Regions from separate parts of the Homo sapiens genome. Here region 2 is linked to region 1. A link is an interaction called in ENCODE POLR2A ChIA-PET data of the cell type or tissue named here. Cell type or tissue: OCI-LY7. All regions are shown on one strand. Each heading gives the region's core, and the rest is flanking DNA. Links, peaks and the distances in the headings are about the cores only. Region 1 overlaps KLF12 (KLF transcription factor 12). Region 2 has its middle 31 kb from the start of KLF12.

Region 1 (2,924 bases), core at 99-2,598:
TCTTTGGTTTTGTGTCTAAAAAAATCATCTTTGAACTGAGGATCATCTAGATTTTCTCTTAAAGTTGTTTTCTAGGGTTTTAGAGTTTTACATTTTACTTTTAGGTCTGTGATCTGTTTGGAGTTAATTTGTATAAAAGGGTATAAGCTCTGTGGCTAGATTTAGTTTTTTGCACATGGATGTCAAGTTGTTCCAGCACCATTTGTTGGAAAGACTATCTTTGCTCCATTTTATTGCCTTCGCACCTTTGTTAAAGATTAGTTGACTATATTTATGTGGGTCTATTTCTGAACTCTGTTCTGTTCCACTAATCTATTTGTTTGTTCTTTTGCCAAGACCAGACTGTCCTGATTATTACTGTAGCTTTATAGTAATTCCTGGAGTCAGGTAATGTCATTTCTTCAACATTGTTCTTCTTCAATATTATATTAACTATTCTAGGTCTTTAGCCTCTCTCCACATAAACATTAGAATTAATTTGTCAATATTACAAAATAACTTGCTAGAATCCCATGAGTTGTGAAGTATTGTCATTCAATCCTATTCATTTTTATATATTTCATTATAACTTTTTCTGAGAGTTCTATGTTAAACCACTATACTAAATTACCAGTTCTAATTTCATTGTGTTATATTTATAGCGTGTAGTCTGTTTGATACTAATTTTTTGTGGCTTTGCTATATGGGGTAGTTCAAGGGTAATTTTTGTAAATGCTTTGTATGTGTTTGAAAAGAATGTATGTTATCTAGCTGGGCACGGTGGCTCATCCCTGTAATCCCAGCTCTGGGAGGCTGAGGTGAGCAGATCACTTTGAGCTCAGGAGTTCGAGGCCAGCTTGGTCAACATGGTGAAACCCCATCTCTACAAAAAAAATACAAAAGCTAGCCGGGTGTTGGTGGCTCATGCCTGTAGTCCCAGCTATTCAGGAGGCTGAGGTGCTTCAGCCTGGGAAGCGGAGATTGCAGTGAGTCGAGATCATGCCACCGGACTCCAATCTGGGTGACAGAGTAAGATCCTGTCTCAAAAAAAAAAAAAAAAAGTATGTTGTCTTCTTATTGTATACATCCTTGTATATTTGCCTAATAGATAAAGCTTTCACTTACTTTTCTTAAAATTTCTGCGACCTTACTGATTTTTGCTTGGCCAGTCTCCCATCAGAGATTTGTTTGAAATCTCTGATTCTAATGATGGTTCTGTCACTTTCTCCTTGTGTTTCTAAAAATTTTGACTTCATAACGTTTTGAACTATGCTAAGTAGGTGTACTCATTTAGAATTTTTAAAATTACTCCTAGAAAATTGACTCTGTCTCATTGCTTAGTGATCCTCCTTGTAATGCATCTTACCTAAATGCCTGTTAGTCTGACTTTAACATACATCCTCCAGCTACTTAGTTTCTTTCAGCGTGATGAGGATATTATTTCACTTCACTCTAAATGTAGTCGTTAAAAAATTATAAGCAGGAGAGTTACATGATCAAGAGTTCTGCAAAGATGACATGGGCTTCTATATAGAAAATGGATTAGAAAATTGCAAACAACTGGAGTAGGGAGGCTGTTGTGGGGCAGCATGAGATGGTGTTGGCTTGGCTTGGAGTGTTAACACCTGACATAGAGATAAAGGGAAGTTCATCATGTTTCTGAGGTAGAACTGAGAGATACTGATGATTGTTGTTGAGGGTGATCTGAAAGAGAGAGTGTGAGGATGATGAAACTTCAATTTCTATCTTGAGCAACCGGTTCCTTGGAATGATCATTTGTCAACTTCGAGGTGCTCCAGAGGGGCGTGCTCCTAAATCCATTTTTGTATCTGTTTCACTTATTTATTTTTCAAGAGTGTATTGAGAGTTGCTGTGAAGAACAACTTTCATACTTGTTGCTTTAGAGAGGATTAAAATAAGGTTTATAATGTATGGGCCAGCTGTGGGGGGAAAAAAAAAACCCCAAAACAAAAACACTTTCTGTCATGGCCCATTCATTAATTCCTCAACATTTTTTTTAATGACTTATTATGTGCCAGGCACATGCCAGTTTCTGAGCTTCCAACCATGAATACGGTGGGTGTAATGTGTGCCTGCATGGGGTTTACTAGTAAATGCAGACCGGCAGAAAGGCACTTCTCCATACAGTGTGGGAAAGCTTTGATTGGAAGTATGTGGTTCTGTGACTGCACATAGCGGGATCGCCCAACCTAAATTTGGTTGGGGTTGGGGTTCTATTGTGAAGATTTTTCAGTGCAAAGGAAACTTAAGCTAAAAGAGACAGACCTACAGATGATTAGAGGTAAGCCAAAGGAGGGTTAGGAGTGGTGGAGAAAGAACATAGGCCAGGAGGAGGTACGGCACAGTTGAAGAACTGAGGAAAGACTGATTGGATTTGAGAGTAAAGTGCTCAGAGAAATATACCTGTTGAAGGGAAGAGGAGCCCAAAGTATAATGAGACTTATAACCTAAGAAGGTGTGTTTGTGAGGAGCTTTCGGAAAGAAATGGAGATGATGAGATTTGCATTTTAAGGAACTCTGAGTGCATATAAAAAGCACTGGATCGAGAAATAAAGTAGGACAAGAGAATTAAGGGGCTGATGGTGATGGTGTCTTTAGCTGTGCCTAAGCTTGGCTGTAGACATGGAAAAAAATGAGTAGATTTGGAGCATGTTTAGGAGGCAGATAAAATGAAGATTTCATTATTGAGTGTATGCGGGGTTGAACATAAGAAGGAAGTAAGAAATTATACCAAGAAAATCAGGTGTGGAAAATGAGATCTTTTTAAGCCTGTAACAAAACAAAATTACAACACATATAGTTTAAAGATCTAACTGGATTTTATTTGTAATTATAGAATTGGACAATACCTCATTCTATACAGTAGAACGAGTGTTCTCGAGCTGAGCAGAGATTGGCCTTATAGGCAGAAAAGAGCTGAAAAA
Region 2 (2,924 bases), core at 173-2,672, 190 kb before region 1:
GTGTCTTTTAGGTCTTAAAAAGCAGGTCTTGGCCAGGCACAGTGGATCGTGCCTATAATCCCAGCACTTTGGAATGCCAAGGCAGCAAATCACCTTGAGCCCAGGAGTTTGAGACCTCCCTAGGCAACATGGCAAAACCCTGTCTGTGCAAAAAATGCAAAAATTAGCTGAGCATTGTGGCAAGCATTTGCAGTCCCAGCTACTCGGGGGCTGAGGTGGCAGGATCACCTGAGCCTGGGAAGTCAAGGCTGCAGTAAGCTGGGATCGCGCCACTGCTCTCCACCTTGGGCCATGGGAGTGAGGCCCTATCTCAAAAAAAAAAAAAAAAAAAAAAGGTGTTTATGCATTAGTTCAAAATCCTGTGCAATCGATCCATCCTGAACTAACAACCAGCAATTAAACACTTTCTCCAGATTTTATACATAATAGATCTCATAGATGTAACAAGTCTTTCTGTGAGTTGACCATTCAGTAGTCATTATATCTTTCCTCCCTGCAAACAGAAACTAGATTTTGCAATGGGCAGAGGTCCTCTAACCTCAGGCAATGTGGGATCCTAACATAGCCCCAAGGAATGAGATATGATTGGTCTAGGCCATTCATAATAATCTCATTCTCTTCTGTGAATGGTTGGTCCAGAGGTGGCATGTGAAGGAGTTGTAGCTAATGAGACATCAGGGAAACCTGGCATTTCCCTTCCTCCTCCAAAAGAATACAGTAGTAGTTTATCCCCTCCTGTCTGTGATGTTGATGTGAAGATTTAAACCTGGTGATGTGGCAGTTATCTTGCAACCACGGAACAAGTGCAACTATGAAAATATGAGCCCGGAAGTGGTGGCTCACTCCTGTAATTCCAGCACTCTGGGAGGCTGAGGTGAGTAGATCAGTTGAGGGTGGGAGTTTAAGACCAGCCTGGCCAACACGGTGAAACCCCATCTCTACTAAAAGTACAAAAATTAGCTGGGCATGGTGGCAGGCACCTGTAATCCCAGCTACTTGGGAGGCTGAGGTGGGAGGATCACTTGAACTAGGAGGTGAGGCTGCAGTGAGTCAAGATTGCGCTACTGCACTCTAGCCTTGGTGACAGAGCAAGACTCCATCTCAAAAAAAAAAAAAAAAAAAGAAAAGAAAATATGAAAAGCCCACTGAGGATGACAAAGTTGAAGGATGAAAAGAGTCAGGTTCCTTGATGATTCCATTTTTTAAAACTTTTTAATTTTTAATTTTTATGGGTACACTGAAGGTGTATATATTTATGGGGTACATGAGATATTTTGATACATGCATACAATGTGTAGGAATCACATCAGGGTAAATGGGGTATCCATCACCTCAGGCATTTATCATTTCTTTGTGTTACAAACATTCTAGTTATCCTCAGTTATTTTCAAATGTACAGTAAATTATTGTTGACTGTAGTCACCCTGTTGTGCTATCAAATACTAGATTTTATTCATTCTATCTAACTATATTTCTGTACACATTAACCACCCCTACTCTCCACTACCCTCCCCAGCCTCTGGTAACCATCATTCTACTCTCTATCTCCATCAGTTCAATTGTTTTCATTTGTAGCTCCCACAAATGAATGAGAATATGTGAAGTTTGTCTTTTGGTGCCTGGCTTATTTCCCTTAACATAATATCCTCCAGTTCCACTGGATGATCCCATTTTATTGCTGAGGCTATATAAGCAACTGCCAGCTTCCAGGCATATTACAGGTATAAGGCACTATTTAGTTGGATTTTCTCTTATTTGAACCCAAAAGCATATAGTCTTTCAATCACATCAGGGCCAGGCCTTGAACCTATGATCTTCACTGAGTCTTTTACACTTCAAAAGAACATACATCTCAGGAATTCAAGAAACTATTTAAATGAAACATCTTGAACTAACATTTTAAAAATAATTTAGTGCATTCTTTTTTTGTCACAAATCCAGTTACATTAAGCATGACCAGTTGTTCTACCTACTTTCATGTGTTAACACTTTCTACTGGGGTAATATAAAAAAGAATAAACAAGAAAATTAAAATATGACTAATTTGCAGTAAATGCACAAATATTAGAATAAATATAAGGATTTAAAAATAAAATTTCCATATTGACTTTGATTAATCATTTTAACTAAAATGTATTCAGAAATATGTAAAGTCATAGCTTCTTAAAAAGCAAAAAAAGCCATAAATATGTTTTTATTTTATCTTGGGAAGAAAACAGAAGGGTTAAATGATCTGTCTGTGATCATTTGACTAGACAGTGACAAACATGACTAGAATACAGTTCTTTCAAACCAAAGGTTTTTCCACTCTATTATACTGACTGCCAAATGGAAACATAGAAACTGTCATAATTATTAGAATCTTTTCACTAGAAAGCAATGGCCAGATATACCTTTCCTGAAATTTACCTGCGTCATCTTCAATTATTCTCTTATTATTTTCTGTCCTTATTCTTATGCATTGTACTGATATTTCTTCTTTCTTTACTTTTTCTTTCTTATTCTGTCACTATTTCTTTTTTTTTAATTTTTAAATTATTTTTAAAATTTTTGTGGGTACATAGTAGGTGTATATATATATACGGGGTGCACAAGATGTTTTGATACAGACATGCAATGTGAAATAAGCACATCATGGAGAATGAGGTATCCACATCCCCTCAAGTATTTATCCTTTGAGTTACAAACAATCCAATTACATTCTTTAAGTTATTTTGAAATATGCAATTAAGTTATTATTGACTATAGTCACCCTATTGTGCTGTCAAATGGTAGGTCTTACTTCTCCTTTTCATTTTTTGTACCCATTAACCATCCCCACCTTCCCTCCAACCCCCACAACCCTTCCCAGTCTCTGTTAACTATCTTTCTACTCTCTAGTTCAATTGATTTGATTTTCAGATCCCACAAATAAGTGAAAACAT

Evidence for each region. Peaks named below come from ENCODE experiments on the same cell type or tissue, not always from the same donor. Only the 100,000 strongest peaks of a DNase experiment are listed, where the experiment ranks them.
Region 2: POLR2A ChIA-PET joins it to region 1 with 6 read pairs; 2 of 35 experiments call an interaction of 5 or more read pairs at or near these places.

The regions. Positions count from the first base shown.
Region 1 is chr13:73,975,168-73,978,091 of GRCh38, reverse strand. The region is part of intron 2 of KLF12 (KLF transcription factor 12); the gene reads left to right. Among named protein-coding and RNA genes, the nearest start is that of KLF12, 160 kb to the left of the region's middle. In OCI-LY7, for the core only: no CTCF peak of the experiment used is centred there; a DNase peak (open chromatin) is centred at 1,641; H3K4me3 peaks cover 692 bases; H3K27ac peaks cover 2,355 bases.
Region 2 is chr13:74,163,498-74,166,421 of GRCh38, reverse strand. It overlaps a transcript of KLF12 not described here. Among named protein-coding and RNA genes, the nearest start is that of KLF12, 31 kb to the right of the region's middle. In OCI-LY7, for the core only: no CTCF peak of the experiment used is centred there; no DNase peak of the experiment used is centred there.